2 separate regions of the Homo sapiens genome follow, and region 1 is linked to region 2. Evidence: chromatin loops called from intact Hi-C (ENCODE). Cell type or tissue: prostate gland. All regions are shown on one strand.

Region 1 (8,000 bases), 110 kb after region 2:
CCATGAAGCAACAACTCACCATCCCTCTACCTCTGCTTCTACCATTTTTGTCTAACACATAAACATCATGTTTTGGGACAATTCAGATTAAACCTCTAACTCTTCCCATGTCTTACAGATCTTCAGTGATGGCATCTGTGAGGCCAAAGGGTACACAGGAATAGCATTTGAGTCAAATATATACAGGCTCTGGGATGAGTGGCCCCTGGAGTCTCCCAGAAAGTGGGTTAAACCCTTTGGCTCCCCACAAATTCCTGCCCACCTGGCTGCCCACAGAGAGGCATGCAGAAGGCCAGGACCAGGAATGAGCCAGCAAAAATGAATGCAGCAAGTGGGATGTCCTCCTGGCTGGAAGCCTTTCATTGAGGGCTTCATCACCACCACCCACTCCAGACTCATTTGATTTCTTGCAGTGGGATTCTGACCTCCTGAATTCCTGGACCTGTCCAGATTCTCTTATTTGCACTCATTTCTTGCCTGCCCCTTTATCCTGTGGCAGCAGTGTGGGAATGCCTGTGCTCACAACTCCTGGACTTAGGGCATTTCTGGCCTTGAACTTGCCACCATCCCATTTAACACATACCTGCTGGAGGCCCTGCCTCTTACCCTTAAAATTGTTTTCTTTCAAGGTTCTTGTTACTTCCACAGCCAAGTGGCTTTTTCTTGCTGGCCCGAATTAAGGCCACAAACACATTCCTTTTGTTGCCTCTCTTACCCCTCAAGAGGTGGTGCTCTTGGCCAAGCCTGAAGTGTTTGTGTCTACATATACATGCACTACACACCTTTTATCAGAGATTCACCATGAATGCAAGCTCATTCCCCACAAAAATGAAATGGGATGCATTTGCTCCCTCAGCATCCTGGGCTGCAGGTGGACCTCTGCAGGTGGGGTGCCACTCTGCAGGCTTCTCCCTGCATGCTCTGCCTGCTTCCCATCAGCCTGCAAATGCAAGGCACCGAGGGAAAGAACAGAGGATGGTAATCTTCCTGTTCATGAAAATCCTATTATTTGCTTTTTGAAAACAGACATACACATGTGAACAGATGACTAAATATGCCAGGCAGTAAATGTAAAATGCCATCTGAGTTGAAGGGACTACATATCCGACATGAGTTCAGAGGCAAGGCCAAGATCACTTCCAGCTGTGGTGGTCAAGGCAGCCTTCCTGGAGGGAGATGTGCATGCAAGTGTGGTCCGAAGGGTGGACTGCCTTTGGGCTGGCAGGGAAAAGGGGTGAGGATTACAGATCGAGAAACCACACCCACCTTGAGGATGGGATGCAAAAAATGCATGCTTTTTAAATGCATTGTTTTAAAATATTTTAATTATGTGCTCTGCCTTTCTTATCTGGGTAAATGAGGAACACCATGTCTAATGCCCATTGTGAGGAACTGAAGCAGTGAATTGGATAGATGCAAAGTGAGCGTCTTGAGTAAGCTGTTCCAAAGTTTAGTGGTAGGTAAGATAGTAAGAAACCTGTTACAGCTGAATGCATAAATTTATTTCTGAAAAAATAATGGTGAGTAAAATTAGCAGACATCTGGAAGAGGCACACATTTCAAAGTTATTTTGGTCTGATCTATAAAGCGCACTATGAGGAATATGATTGGTAGCTGGTCTTAATAAACAGTTAGTGGGTTCTGCCTGCCTGAAATGCAAAACAGATGTATCTTTGTTCTTTTAAACTGACTTTGATGAATAAACTCTATGTGACGTCAGGTTCAAGCTATTGGATGTCTGATTCCTACTCAGAAATATTTTAGAATATAAAAAAAGTTTCCATGGTCAGCACTGAGAGAACAAAGTGAATTCCAGTTACATTGCTGTTAGTATTGAAGCAGGTTCAGAAATTCAGAGAGGCAGGCCTTCATCCAAGCAACCCCCTTTGGTATATGGGGGGCATTTTTTTTCTCTCTGCCACACCAAGGCACCCACCCATTTCACAGCTGTGAGCTCCGAGGGGGTTTGGTTTTCAGCCATCACTCTTGAGGCTTTTTGGTGGTGGTTATTGCTGTTTTGCTTATTTACAAATGTTCCCTAAAAGAGCAAGATAGGATTCTGCAGCAGTGATCCAGTATCTAGGGACTGTGTGATGCTGCCATTTCCCCCAATTTGCTTGGTTATGAGTGACGTGGGATTTTTAATCATTAGCATCTTGGCTTTGCTGGGTGTTTTTGGCAGGCTGACTCTCCAGCCAGCCCTGCACTGTGCTGTGTGCATCAGGAAACCGGCTCATTCTGCAGGTGTTTCATCCATAAACAAGCATCAGCCACAGGCTCCTCTTTCGTTTGACGGAAACCCTTTGGAATTTAACTTTCAGATACAAATACTTGGAACAGTTGGCAGCTGAGGAGCACGAGAAGGAGCTGAGAAGCCGGAGTGTGAGCCGGGGCAGAGCCGACCTCTCCTTGGACCTGACCTCGCCAGCAGCCCCAGCCTGCCTGGCTCCTCTGAGCCATAGCCCCTCATCTTCAGACTCTCAAGAGGCTCTCACGGTGTCTGCCTCCTCCCCAGGAACCCCTCACCATCCCCAAGGTGAGTACAGGGAGAGTAGAGGGAAAATGAACAGGTTAACATCAGACAGGCTTCCTCAGGGCAGTAGTGATGATTTCAACCTGCAGGCTAATACTGAGACAGCAACTATGGGTACACTTTGTTGGGGGAGGGGGGTTGTGACTGCAACTGCCTGGTCACTAACAAACTAGACGTCTTCAGAGCCACTTATATTAAAGCAAAATGATTCATCAAAGTTGTCAATGTATGGCCATGGAAAAAGGAGAATATGGAAAATAAGCTTTACTTTAACATTTAATCCTAAATACTGGAATATTCATTTAATACTTTATCATTTTGAGATGTGGGTCTGCCCAATCAAGTGACCAACATTCGAATGTTCTTACCCGAGGAACTGTTAGTCTGGTTTAAATTAAACTGAAGGAGAATAAAATTAATTACAGCAAGCAAAGAAAAATGTGGACCTAGTGAAAATAGAAGGTAAATATGGAAGAAGGAAAATAATTCAAATTGTAAAAATTACTGGCACATGGTTGGATGTGGGTGTGTGTGTGTACGTCCTTATGTACAGACAGGCAAGCTCTCCTGGGAGATATTCTGTCTTCTTCACTTTATTTGGAGAGGCGCGATGATATTGTACACTGCAGCCTTGAGCATCAGCTGTTTTCCTGCCTGCTCTGCATACTGTGGGTCCGTTTTCTTTCACATTAACACAGGGATGGTTCTCAGCAGCGTTTACACAGTGTGTGTTGACTAACCCTCCTGCTAGCACTGTTTGCTTTAGTCAAGTGTTATGGCTTACAGCCTGATGTAGACTTAGCCAATTGAAGACAGCAGAGGCATTAAGCTTTTAATTCTAGGAGGGTTGACTAAATATGGCATAAAGTTTAATTTAAACAAGGCCGGACTCCATGACCTTAGCAGAACTGGATATAATGGAACGATATTGTCTGTCCAATTCTTTGCTGGCTCTCCAAACCTTGGCTCATTCTGCTGGAGCGGGCCGGCTCCTCCACAGCTTCCCGTGACATCCCGTTACTCCCGATCCCTGAGCCATGGAAGATTGTCCCAGGCAGATGGCTCAGTCATGGATGAGTAATGTCGGTCTTAAAATATTGAGACTCTGAAAGTCAAGAAAAGAGACTGTTCTATAACAGCCGTGTGCTTTCCAAACCCTGCCTTATATCATTGCTATTATCTACGTTGTGGTATTTCCAGAGGCAATATGAGAGATATCCTCCTGCAGAGTTGTGGTTCAGCACTTTATCCTGGGACGTTTAACTAAAAGTTGTATCTCCCGTCCTTTACAGAATGATTGTCTAAACTGTGAAGTACAGAACAGCTCCGAGCTGAGAGGGAATTGACAGTGTCTGTAAATGTCATTTGTCCTCAAATTTTTAATCTCCTTGATGTTTGTGGCAAAAGACAATTTCTCTCCTTGATGTTTGTGGCAAAAGATAATTTCTTACGTATTTGATTGAATTACAGTTTAACTCGAGACCATTCTAGCCACTGCAAAAGAATATTTCAGCTTCAGTAAGAATACAGAAAATAGTCATTTCATGTATACGTGGGTGTGTGTGTGTGTGTGTGTGCGTGTGTGTGTGTAGTATGCATTTGGGGAAGATATGTCAGTATGCTTTCAAAAGAATATTTGCAGCTGGGCACAGTGGCTCTTGCGTGTAATCCCAGCACTTTGGGAGGCCGAGGTGGGTGGATCACCTGAGGTCGGGAGTTCAAGACCGGCCTGACCAACGTGGAGAAAACCGGTCTCTGCTAAAAAAAAAAAATACAAAAAAATTAGCCGGGCGTGGTGGCGCATGCCTGTAATCTCAGCTACTTAGGAGGCTGAGGGAGGAGAATCGAACCCAGGAGGCGGAGGTTGCAGTGAGCCAAGATTGTGCCATTGCACTCCAGCCTGGGTGACAGAGTGAGACACCGTCTCAAAAATAAAAAAAAAAAAAAAGAATATTTGCAAGTGTTATTTTCTCTTCAGAGAAGGGATTAATAGAGACTGAGAGAATGTTTGACCAAAATTACACAATAAATGATACCTGCTTCTGAAAGAGGAATACTGGGCTTGAATCTGCATATAACCAAGAATTCTAGCATCATTTGATGTTGTTTGCTTTTTTCCTGGAAAAAAGTCAAAAGTACTGGCTCCTGTGAGATCTAGAAGAGCTGTCCATTGTATGTTAAGTAATCAGGATCCAAATCAGCAAGAGCAAACAGTCTTCCTTGTCCTGATATGTAATTGATTTATAAAATTGGACATCGCAAGTGTATGAAAAGATGGTGGTCTCAGAAAGAACCGCAGAGGTTTCCTTCTGCTTTGTAGACATTGGCCTTTATGACAGAAATGCAAAGTTGGTGTCACCAAGTTTTTCTCAGCCTACTTTATTCTTTGAAGCATTCTGTTAGCATCCAATTAATAGTATATTCTTTTTACCAAGTCCCATTTTCAAATGTTCAAAAGTAACCTTTTGCTTATCCCTAGCATTTCCAGTATCCTGACATCTGGAGGAAGAATTAAAAATATAATCACACATCCAGATGTTGGTCCTGCACCAAACACCTGGCATGTCCAAACGTGCCAGGGATTGCCTTGCTTTTTCACTCTTTATCCTTGTGGGAACATGCAATCATAATACGCTTCACATTTTTGTAGTGCTGTGCCCCTTTTTCCCAAACGTATCTGGGTAGGTAGGGGAGATGTTATTATCCATGTTTTACTGAGGCCCAGATAGATGGAAAGCTGTGCTTCAGACCATCTTGGCACAGTGCTGGGAGTGTAATTAGTGTTCTGATGCCCATCTCAGCCATTTGTCATGGAGTCATGGCTCTACCATGTTTGCATTGCTATTCATATTAATGCCACACCATCCCTTTGCTAACCCTCTCACCAACATCTGCAAAAATTGCAGCCTACATTTCAGAATTATATTTACAAGAAAAGGAAAAACTAATATTTGTTATTGAATTTTCTGTGCCTCAGGAGTACAGGTCCCTTTATGGGTTCTTTCTTTTATAACTCCTGTTTCAGATTCTGAAGAACTTTTGAAAGAAGAAGATAGGAAAACATTAAAAACTCCTTTTCCTTTTGTCTTACAAAACGTACTTTTTAAAAGGGAAAGGCTAATGATAAATACTGATAGCATGATATGCCATCTAGTGAGATCTCTCAGCCAAAAGCTTCCCCAGGTTAATCTGCTATAACTTTTGTATGAATGATGCCCCTAATCCCCACCACCAAGTCAATACATGCTTGAATTAATTTTCCATCTGACCCTCTTGTGGGCTTAGCAGATGTATGTCCCCATACTGCCTAGACTTGGTGATGATGGTCTAAGTACTTTCCTTCTTTCTAAAAGTACCAGCCCAAGGGAGGGAAAGAAAGACATACACACGCTCCTGTTTGCACTGTGTTGGAATTAATGGAGTCAGCCAGCCCAAAGTTTGGGCAAACATGGAAAGGCATCTCTTCATTCATTGCTTTGATATCTTTTCCTTATTTTCACTGATCCCTGGGGGTAGACATCAGAATATCTACTTAGTAAGTTTATTTCCTATTATTTTTAGAAACTCATAGATGATTCTGAAAGCACCTAAGTGATTCTCTTTGTCAGAAAAGGTACAGTGTTCTTATTAGGATAGAGTTCTTCAACATAATTCTTGAGAAAGTTTCTCTGAGGATGAAAACTAATAATAATAATCTGTGTACCCATAAGTAAAGTCAAGATAGCCAGATAACCTCTTATCACAATTTATGTCAGATCCAGGTAACCTATTTCATGGAAACAGAATAGAGAGAAACTACTCACCTGAAAACCATATGTTGATGGTGGTCCCTGGAGGGCATCCCGGGGTTAAGCTGCCTTCTCTAGAGAGCTAGAACTATGTTCCCTCCTTGCTCCCTCTTGTAAACGAGTCCCTCCTGAGGCCAGGTGGAGATAAATGGCATTTCCCAGTGGAAGGAAGCAGCTGTCAAGAATTTAGAAGTGGCTTTCACCCACTAACCTAGCCATGAAAGCAAAATTATGTCTACAGTATTTTATTATGAGCTTGATACTCTCCATATTGCACACAGAAATAATACATCACAGATACATTTGAAAATGATGCCACACTATATTATTTTTATTTATGTCAAGGAAAAATACGTTTGACAGTGATTTTTTTCTCTACCTGTAATTGGATTCCAGGGTATTTCCAAATGTCTGATTGTTTGGCCCTGGGGATATATACGGCCTATATGGCCATGGCCTACTCACCAGCAGACATTATTGACAAAGGTTAATGATACTTCCTGTCACAGATGCAGGCATTTAAAGTATGGGTAAATATGGCGATTCCTGTAGCCTCCTGATCCTCAAACCTGGAAATAAAATTTAGACATAGAGTATCATGAAATGTTTAGTTTGTCTAAATGATTTTTCCTGTGGGCATCCATTTGTCCTTTTGGCTGTCATCATTGTTAGCGTTGACTGTCTTTGTCATCTTCGTTGTGGAAGATGTTCTGAGTCTCCTTCAGGTGTAGGGACTCTCTGAGGTTATCTAATCCACACAGCAGAAATCAGAAACATCTGGTATCCTATTTCCAACTGGCACGGTAGCAATGGAATATTGTCCATCATCAGCCTAACACTGCATGCTAGTTCTCTTGCATAAACCTTTTGGATGCCTCCAGTTCAGTGTTTCATGAATTGGCAGGAAACTAGATTCCTTGTGGTTCTATGACTCAGGGCTGCCTCCCTCCCTGCCTCACCTGACTGCTGCTACTTGATACCATTTTGTCAATTGGACAAAATCTTTCAGCAACTCTACCCAAGGCTGAGGTCCTACCTGCTACACCTGCTGTGGGCAGCCTTTGCAAATCATCGAGTTTTTCTGCCTTGCCATTTCTCAGTCTCTAAAAATTTCCCTTTTTCTCCTCATAGAAATGACAGTTGTCTGAAGTGTGTCTTCTTGCATCATATTTGGAAACATTAATTGGGATTGAGTCCTTCTGAAGTAGACAAAGTATATACCTTAAGTAAAGATAGGCATAGAATGGCACTGGAAAAGTTGGTAAAGAAGAGCATTATTTCTAAGGCAAGAGAATAGCTTGAACCCAGGAGTTCAAGGCTGCAGTGAGCTATGGTCTCGCCACAGCACTACAGCCTGGGTAACAGAGCAAGACCCCAACTCCAAAAAAAAGAGAAGGGGAGGTGGACATTACCTGATCAAAATTATTATTTCCTAGGCAGCTATTAGGTGTCAAGAGCTATGAAGGAACTGAAACATTACCCTATTTGTAAGCTAATGTGCTGCCTTGCCACAATTCCGTGGATGCTGGCAGAAGACACAAAATTCCTGGGTCAGAGACAAAGGACTTCATTACTTCTAGTGATAGCAATAGCCAGAATATCAACATTTGTGCCATTTCCCCAAGCCTCAGTTCCCACAGGGTGATGTGAATAGGGCCCAGTAAAACATGCAGGCACAT
Region 2 (8,000 bases):
GTGTTCACTGCCCACCCCCACTAGAGTGAGCCTTTCCAGGCTGCTGTTCACAGTGCTGTGCTCTGCTGGGGAGTCCATCCCCTGGCCCTACCCCTGGAGTCACCTGCCTCCCAAGGATTCTGCTGTCCTTTGGGAGCACTCAGCCCTGGTTTGATTTGGGGAGGAGTATGGTTCTAGTTTTAGGCTGTATCTCCTTCTCAGGCTTCTCAGAATCCTGGTGATTGTGTCCTTGTGTGGTTGGAAGGGCTTTTTCTCTGTGGCTGGCACTGGCATGCGAATCCCCATGGGGTCCCATATCCGTGGGTGACCCTCACATCTTGCCCTCAGGTTTTCTTTTTCTAGTACTTATTGATGAGAGAATTTTTCCCCATTTCAGATTAGAAACAGCTATGCTTTCCCTCAGAAGATTGAAAATCTTTAAAAAAAAATGTTTGGCTTTGTTTTCTATGGAAAATGGAAGTGACTCTGTTTTGAAACTGATGTAGGTGACCTTGGACACTGAGTGAAATGCTGGGCTTTCTAGGTTGCATCAGCCAGACCGAGGGAAGATTTATATCTCATATCCTGTTTCAGTTTTTTCTCCTTTTTCCTTGCTTGTGCTGGGAAGCCTCCCTAACTTTCATGTTCATTTGGAACCTGCTCCCTCCCCAAGGCACTCTGAATGGTCTCAAGGACATAAAAGCTAGGGAGATGGGAAGAGATTTTGCAAGAAAGATTGACTTTTTGTACATGACACAGCTGAATTAAGATATCTTTATGGTTTTATGATGGCCATGATAAAACACCAACAACTTGCCCTATTTCTAAAAGGAAATAAAACCTAACATGCTTACAATAGAAAAACTGACAGTCTGTTAGCTCATCACCAGACAGAGAATAGAGTGAGGGCAAGGTTAGGGAAGGTGGGATGGGTATGGGGAAGAATCACTGTGAGCAGGGAGAGATTACATAGAGAATGCTGTGGTCTGAATGTGCCTCCCTAAATTTTTGTGGTGTAAACGTGATCCCCAATGCAACAGTGTCAAGAGGTGTTTAGGTCATGAAAGCTCTGCTGTCATGAATGGATTAATGCCATTATAAGAAGGATTTGTGGAAGGAGTGCATTTGCTCTCTTTTGATTCTCTGCCATGTGAGGGCACAACCTTCCTGCCCTCCAGAAGATACAGCAACAGGCACCATCTTGGATGCAGAGAGACTGGGCCCTCACAGTCAGTGCCTTGATCTGGGACTTCCCAGCCTCCAGAACTGTGAGAAATAAATTTCTGTTCTTCATAAATTACCCAGTCTCAGGTATTTCTCTTTATAGCAGCAAAAATAGACTAAGAGAGGAAAGGCACAAAGAAAAGAAGAGGGAGAGATAGAAAAGAGGGAGGAGAAGGACCACGGAGGAGGAAAAGAAGAAGAGCAGCAGAGAAAAAAAAAAACAGAAATAACAGAAATGCATGCCATGGCTCAGAGTCTCTGATGTGGCAACAGCATCATATTGATATTACTTTGGAATCATTCTGTAAGGAAAATAAACAATCAGGAAAGAATAAACACACAGGAAAATCTTTATTGCATTTCTAAATAACATGGAAAAATTATAAAATTAAAAAGTTTCAAAAATACATTTGTAGGAATTGTGCTTTCCCAGCCTCCCCATCCTACACGGTGCACTCGGTGTGTGCTTCCTCAGTGGTGGTTCAGGACTCTGGGCTGCCTCTTCAGGGCCTCTGTCTAAGGTGGCACACTCGCCTCCTCCCTAGCCATTTGGGCCGTCAGCACTGGATCTGTGTGGATTTCTGTCTTCATCTTTTATTTTCCCAAAGGCAGGTCTAGAATAGTCTCTGGCTCCTGTGTTCTGCACTGTGCTGGTCATAATGAGGACAAGAGAGTGGAGCCAAGAGTCAGCCTGTGCCTTGGAGTTCACTGTGTTGTTGGAAAGGAGAATTCTGGGGAACAGTGATGCCACAGCCCATCCCACTAACTGTGATGTCACATGAAGGTCTCCTGCCCCCCTGCAGGGTGTGCTCTGTTCTAGGCGAGTTGCTGAAAGTTAACAAAGGCAGTAGCTGCCAAGTTTATTTCCAGTCTACATAGTTCTAATGAGATCACCTCTTATTTACAAAACCAATAGAGTGTCTGCTGATACTCTTCCCTCACCCCCATCTGAATAATGAGAAATTGAAAAGAACAACAGATACATCAACCCAAGACCCTTAGATTTTGAGAAGGAGGCCTCAGTCTCCTCCTTAAACATACAGTTTGGTCAATACAGCTGCAATGGGTTTTCCCCAATTCAAATTAAGAAATCAGCAAAGCCAGGGGCCCTAGCATTTCCTTTTGACAAAGAGTCAGATTTATCTTAACCTGGAAAGGTTACCTTGACATCCAGTTGCCTTTGCCTTATACAGTCACAGAGTTGATAAAGGAAGTACTGGAGCAGAAACATCTTGTCACTGTGTTTTCATAATTCATCATTTTTCTTCCATGAAAGGCAACAAGATGTGATTTTGCAGCCTGCCAGAGGCTCATTATGCAATGCATATTTGCAGATATTTGAGACTCATAGCCAGGGGAGAAAATAATGCATTCGTAGCCAAATAATGACTTTTTAAAAGAAAGAAAAAAGTGTTTTCAATAAAGTGTTTCTTTCTATTTACAAGAGCCAATCTTTAAACTCTCCAGTCAGAGGTAAGAGGCAGATGCCAGGCCCATGACTTATCACAGGATGTGGATTTTTTTCTCTTCATACATCTGGAATTCTAATTAATTGGAGTAAGATGATTCAGTCTATACAGCATGGCCCTTTGTCACCCAGCACAGAGAGTCTGTCTCTTTATCTCTATGGATCCTCTTTTGGCCCAAGGGGAAGGCCTCAGGGCCCTGAGCCTGGCAAACTCTCACCTCCTTGCTGCCTCTTAGGGGTGCCTCAGGGCGCTGGCATGGAAGCTTCCCTGTCTGCATTGCTCTCCAGGTTAGCTTGCCTTGCTCTGTCTAAGTTCCCATCAGCCCCATTGGATCTCATCCTTCCATCTGTGCCCCATATTGCTGATCACAGGTCTCCAGACTTCCTTTCTACTTGTGTGAGGGTGTGCAGGCCTCCCTACTCCTATGTAGGCCTATCTGGAGGAGCCCTGGCCAAGGCCCTCCTTGCACGCACGTACACACACATACATACATGCTCGTGCTCATGCGCTCTCTCTTTCTCTGTCATATACATTAGAGAACCTATGAGCCCACCCGCCAGCCACCCCACCCCCAACACTGGGGACATTGCTGAAAGTTTGTTTAGGACTGCAAAATGAAGAAAAAATAAGTAACGTGGTGTGTAGAATGGAGTGGTGGAGGAGGGGAAATTGACAGGGATGGGAAAGCTGGGTGGGAAGGGTTAGCTCAGTATCACAGCTGTGAGGTGAGAGTAGCAGTGGAAACAGAATAATGAAAAAATAGAGACATTTTGAGGACTAGCCTTCTAGGAGGAGATTTCTGGATATAGGAAAATAAAAGGAATCAAAGGTTGGGGGTCACAGTTTGACTCTGCAGCTAGAAATATGGCAGTGCCAATGGCAGTAGAAGAGTTGGACATTGGGGTTTGTTGGCAAGAAAACTTTGGACACACTGGTTTGGAGATGAAGGAAATATTCCCAAAGAGAGCTAAGTGCCATGGAGCCTGGTGCTCCATGTGCCCCAGGAGACACTGGCTGATGGGCAAGGAGAGGAGATTCGGTGAGCCCTCTGGTCTTGGAGCCACTGGCATGTCACTGTTGTGTGATCTGCTCAGATGACCCAAATATGGGGGTGAGAGCTGAAGACCTTTGTAAGTTACGTAATGTAAATAATAGAATCCTAGCCTTGAAGAGATGGCAATGTCATGTTAAAGGTGTTCCTGACATCATCAGTCCCATTCCTCATACTTCTAGATGCAGAGGGATCATCAAATCATTTGCCTAGGTTGCCCAGGAATACTGTTGCATGCTGGAATTGGTGGAAAGCCTTCCTTTTTCGGACATGCATTACCTGTCATTAACCAAATGCTTGTGCATTGTTTTGTTGAACAAGACACTCTGACTTGCTGTGGAAGCAAAGTATTTACAGGCAGTTACCATGTGAACCCTGTCCAAGCTAAACTTGATGGCTGCTACAGATAGTACTTGGGGATATAATTTTCAGCTCCTCATCATACTGGTTACCAACTCTTCTGTTCATGTAGTACAAAGAATAGTAATATGGTAGCTGGGATGCGATGTCATTCTTCCACAAATCCCACCTCTGATATATTACATCTTTTAGCAGCAGCCTTGGCTGTTGCCTCCGTTTGAACCGGTAATCCACTAAGCCTTCCGGATTTTTGTCACACATTTTTATCTGCCAGTTTCTTCCATTCTGCGTGTCTGCGATTGATTGATTCACGTTTAAATTCAGGGCCTTGCATTTTTCCCCCATTGATTGTGGGCCAGAGTTCCAGCCTCAAGATAATTAAGAATTCTGTTCTGCTTCTTTCTCTTATTAACTGTTAGTGCTAATTTTATTTAACAAAAAATGAATAAGCAGATCTTCCATGCCATTGATGAAAATGTCTAGTGGGACAGAGACAAGGAATGCATAAACCAGTGCAGCCTGCAGGTTGACACTGATCAGTCAAGGCATTTTAGGGTCATTGTACAATTAGTGGGAAGCCGTTGAACTCTGACCATCCAGCTGTGTTTCTTCATTGGGGTCACAAGGCCTTCCTGGAATCACGATATGCTGCATCTGACAGTCAGTGCCAGAGCTTTGGGGTCACACACGCCTGCACCATCCTTGGGGTGGGTTGCTTTTTCATCTACAAAATGGGAGTGATAATAGTGAAGAAGACGTAAAACACTAAGCAACAGGAGATGCCCAGTATGGTTTCCTGCCCCTGCCCTAGGAGTACAGGGTTTTATTCTTTTCCCTTCTCCTCCCCCACCTTGTTGACCTTCCCTGTGGCTTAAGGCTTTTGTCTCAAAGAGGAGAAGCCTCTGGCTGGGGTTTCCCCTCCTTTTCACAGTGCTGGCTGCTCCCTTCCTCCTTTAGGGTTGTTGCTGTTCTGCCTGCTGTGTGGCTGTGCACCGCTAGGCCTGCACTACTGGGAAAGTTTCTTAGGTCCCAGCCCTGCCCCCAGCTTCTTTGTGAGTGCCATGGAGAGCAGCCTACTGGTGGCTGCCAAATCCCTTTGTGTCTGCAGTTCCAAGGGGTTTATGCTCTCATGGTAGCCCACAGTTGACATTTGACAATTTGCTAAAACTATTATCTGAGGTTTTATTGTTTAATTATTATTATTATTATTATTACTATTATTATTATTTTGAGACGGAGTCTCACTCTGTCACCCAGGCTGGAGTATAGTGACACAGTCTCGGCTCACTGCAGCCTCAACAGCCCAGGCTCAAGCAATCCTCCTACCTCAGCCTCCTGAGTAGCTGGGACCACAGGGAACACACCACCACACCCAGCTAATTTTCTGTGTTTTGAATGGAGATGGGGTTTCACCATGTTGCCCAGTCTGGTCTCAAACTCCTGAGCTTAGGTGATTCTCCCACCTTGGCCTCCCAAAGTGCTAAGAATACAGGCGTGAGCCAGCATGCCCAGCCTGAGTTTTTCCTGCTGCTTTGTATAAATGGCTTCATTTTCCTCCCCTACCCTGCCTCAGATGATAGTCCATTGCTGGCCTCTCACCCTTTCTGGGTGGATAGAACACTCTCCCTCCCTAGATTTCAGGCTACTTGGTTTTCCTGCAACCCCAGGTATATGATGGGCTCAAGAAAAGTTATGGCGTGAAAGATTGTTTGTCTCTCTCTTATTATTAGGTTGGGAGTGACACTCGACATCTTTCCAGCTGGAAGCCAGAAGTCCAATTGTTAATATTATAAAAACACTGTAAATATACTGCAATAGCATGAGATGTACTCAGCCAGCAAATTCTATATGGTCCAGGCAAAGGGAGTTGCTAGAACATTATAGTTAGTTCCTTGAATTGCACTATTGTCTTAAATCCATCCTTGATATTGGATGTTGTGTTTATAATTCCCACATTAATTGAATTGAAATATATTTCATTAATAGAAATTCAATTAAGACTAATTTTTTTATAATTCAGTTAATGATTACAGATTAAAGAAAAAATATGGCAACTGGGCATGGTGGCCTGTAGTCCCAGCTATCGGGAGGCTGAGACAGGAAGATCCCTGGATCCCAGTTCATGATCAGCTTGAATAACACATAGACCCCTTCTCAAAAAACTAAAATAGCTAAAGTTTACTGGTATAATATGGAAATCTTGATAGTAAAAAATAACTTTTTAAAACATTTACTGAATTTTTTTGTGATTACAAAAATAACATACTCTCTTTGTATAAAACTTTAGAAATACAAAAAAAGTAAAATAAAAATTACCTAGAAACACTACCACATAAAGATCATCATTTTTTGGTACCTTTTCTTCTGATTTTTTAAATTTTTCTTACAAAATTAACTCTGAGTATATTATAAGCATTTCCTTTGTTACTACAAAATTTTTAAACTACAATATTTAATGCCTACATAATATACAGTCATATGAATGTACTATTATTCATTCGACTTTTCTCATCTTGTTAATCGAATTGTTTCCAATGCTGTGCTGTGTTTAAAGAGCTTTGTTTCTAATGGCATAAAAATATGTTTAGTGAATGAGGTTGTGTTTGAATTTTTGCATGTTTATCAACATTATATTCGATGAGATTTCTAAAATTCCATGGGTTTTAATGGCATAGTCATGTAATATTTGTGTTGGAGTCATTGTGGGTATAAAGTGCCAGCTTCTTCATTAGGGCTGTTGCTCTTCTACCGGCCACTTGGCTGTGCATACCCAGAACACTCATTCTCACTGATTTGATATGTTAGAGTCCCCCATGTGAGAATAATCTCAGTAGGAAAAAAAAGGGAAAAAGCAAGTTTTACTAGTTATTGTTTTAGGAAGACCTCAGAGTGAGAGAGAAGTGATTCAGGCCAGGCCTCAAAGAGGGCAGCAGGCTGAGGGGGCCCCACTGTCCAGACAGGTCTCCAGACACAGGGCTAAACAGCAGTTTCTTCCATTCACTCTGAGATGATCATCTTCAGGGAGCTGATTGTGGTTCCTCAATTCTTAAGAGGCTTGCTGATAAACCAGAATTTTAACTTACAAAGACATTATTTTTGTGAACGCAAGAAGCAGAAACTAAGGGTGCACCTTTGACTCTTCTGCCCCTGTAGCCCAGGGCAACCAGATGAGTTTTAGCAGTTGGAGGAAGAGTAGAAGTGGGTGGCTCTAATCTGGAAGAACATTTAGGGAAATGCAGAAACACCAAAGTAGGCAGCATGCTGTTCCTTCCAGAGAGATGTTCTGCCCTTTTCTAGGAGAGTTGGATGAGCAAGAGTACCAGAAGCAGCACAGGCTTCTGGGAGCCTGCAGGGTTCTGCCACTCTCTACTCTAGCCCCCATCTGCCAGCCCTTCTCCCCCTACTCCAAAGAGATGTGAGCTGCCTGCCACACTCTTCTAACAGCACATTTGCCAAACCTGGGTTTTAGCTGTTCATTTTCATGTTTCCAGGGCTGGTTATTTACTTAAGAGAGTTCTTTCACCTTTATTGTTACTCAGAAGATAATATTTGTCACATTTTCCCAAGGCTTAAGTTTTTGCACCAGAGTGAAAGATGGGAACCTCCATAGTATAGTGGAAAGAATCAGATTGACCTGGGTTTTTCTTTAACTTCTTCCAGAAATGGGCTATGCGACAAGTTACATAGCCTCCTTAGAATGTGAAGTTTTGTATTTGAAAATGGGAATGCTGCCAACTGGAAAAGTACCCAATCTTGTTGATTTCCCTCAACCACGAATTTCATTCTGCATATACTATCAAGATGCTCCTTCGGGCAATATCTTAGTGCAGGGATTTTGGTATTCCTTAGTAAACAATAAAAGATGTGCATGTTACTTTTTTTTTTTTTTGAGACAGAGTCTCACTCTGTCGCCCAGG

What was found. Peaks named below come from ENCODE experiments on the same cell type or tissue, not always from the same donor. Only the 100,000 strongest peaks of a DNase experiment are listed, where the experiment ranks them.
Region 1: it touches region 2 in a loop (4-fold over the local background); 2 of 110 quality-filtered maps call a loop at or near these places.

Annotation. Positions count from the first base shown.
Region 1 is chr18:36,690,888-36,698,887 of GRCh38, forward strand. FHOD3 (formin homology 2 domain containing 3) reads left to right here. Exons shown (of 29, transcript NM_001281740.3): 17 at 2,322-2,536. Among named protein-coding and RNA genes, the nearest start is that of TPGS2, 130 kb to the right of the region's middle. In prostate gland, no CTCF peak of the experiment used is centred here; a DNase peak (open chromatin) is centred at 3,244; H3K4me3 peaks cover 1,904 bases; H3K27ac peaks cover 2,558 bases.
Region 2 is chr18:36,578,531-36,586,530 of GRCh38, forward strand. All of the region lies in intron 6 of FHOD3 (formin homology 2 domain containing 3), which reads left to right. Among named protein-coding and RNA genes, the nearest start is that of TPGS2, 250 kb to the right of the region's middle. RefSeq lists a silencer at 5,108-5,157. In prostate gland, no CTCF peak of the experiment used is centred here; no DNase peak of the experiment used is centred here; H3K27ac peaks cover 3,457 bases.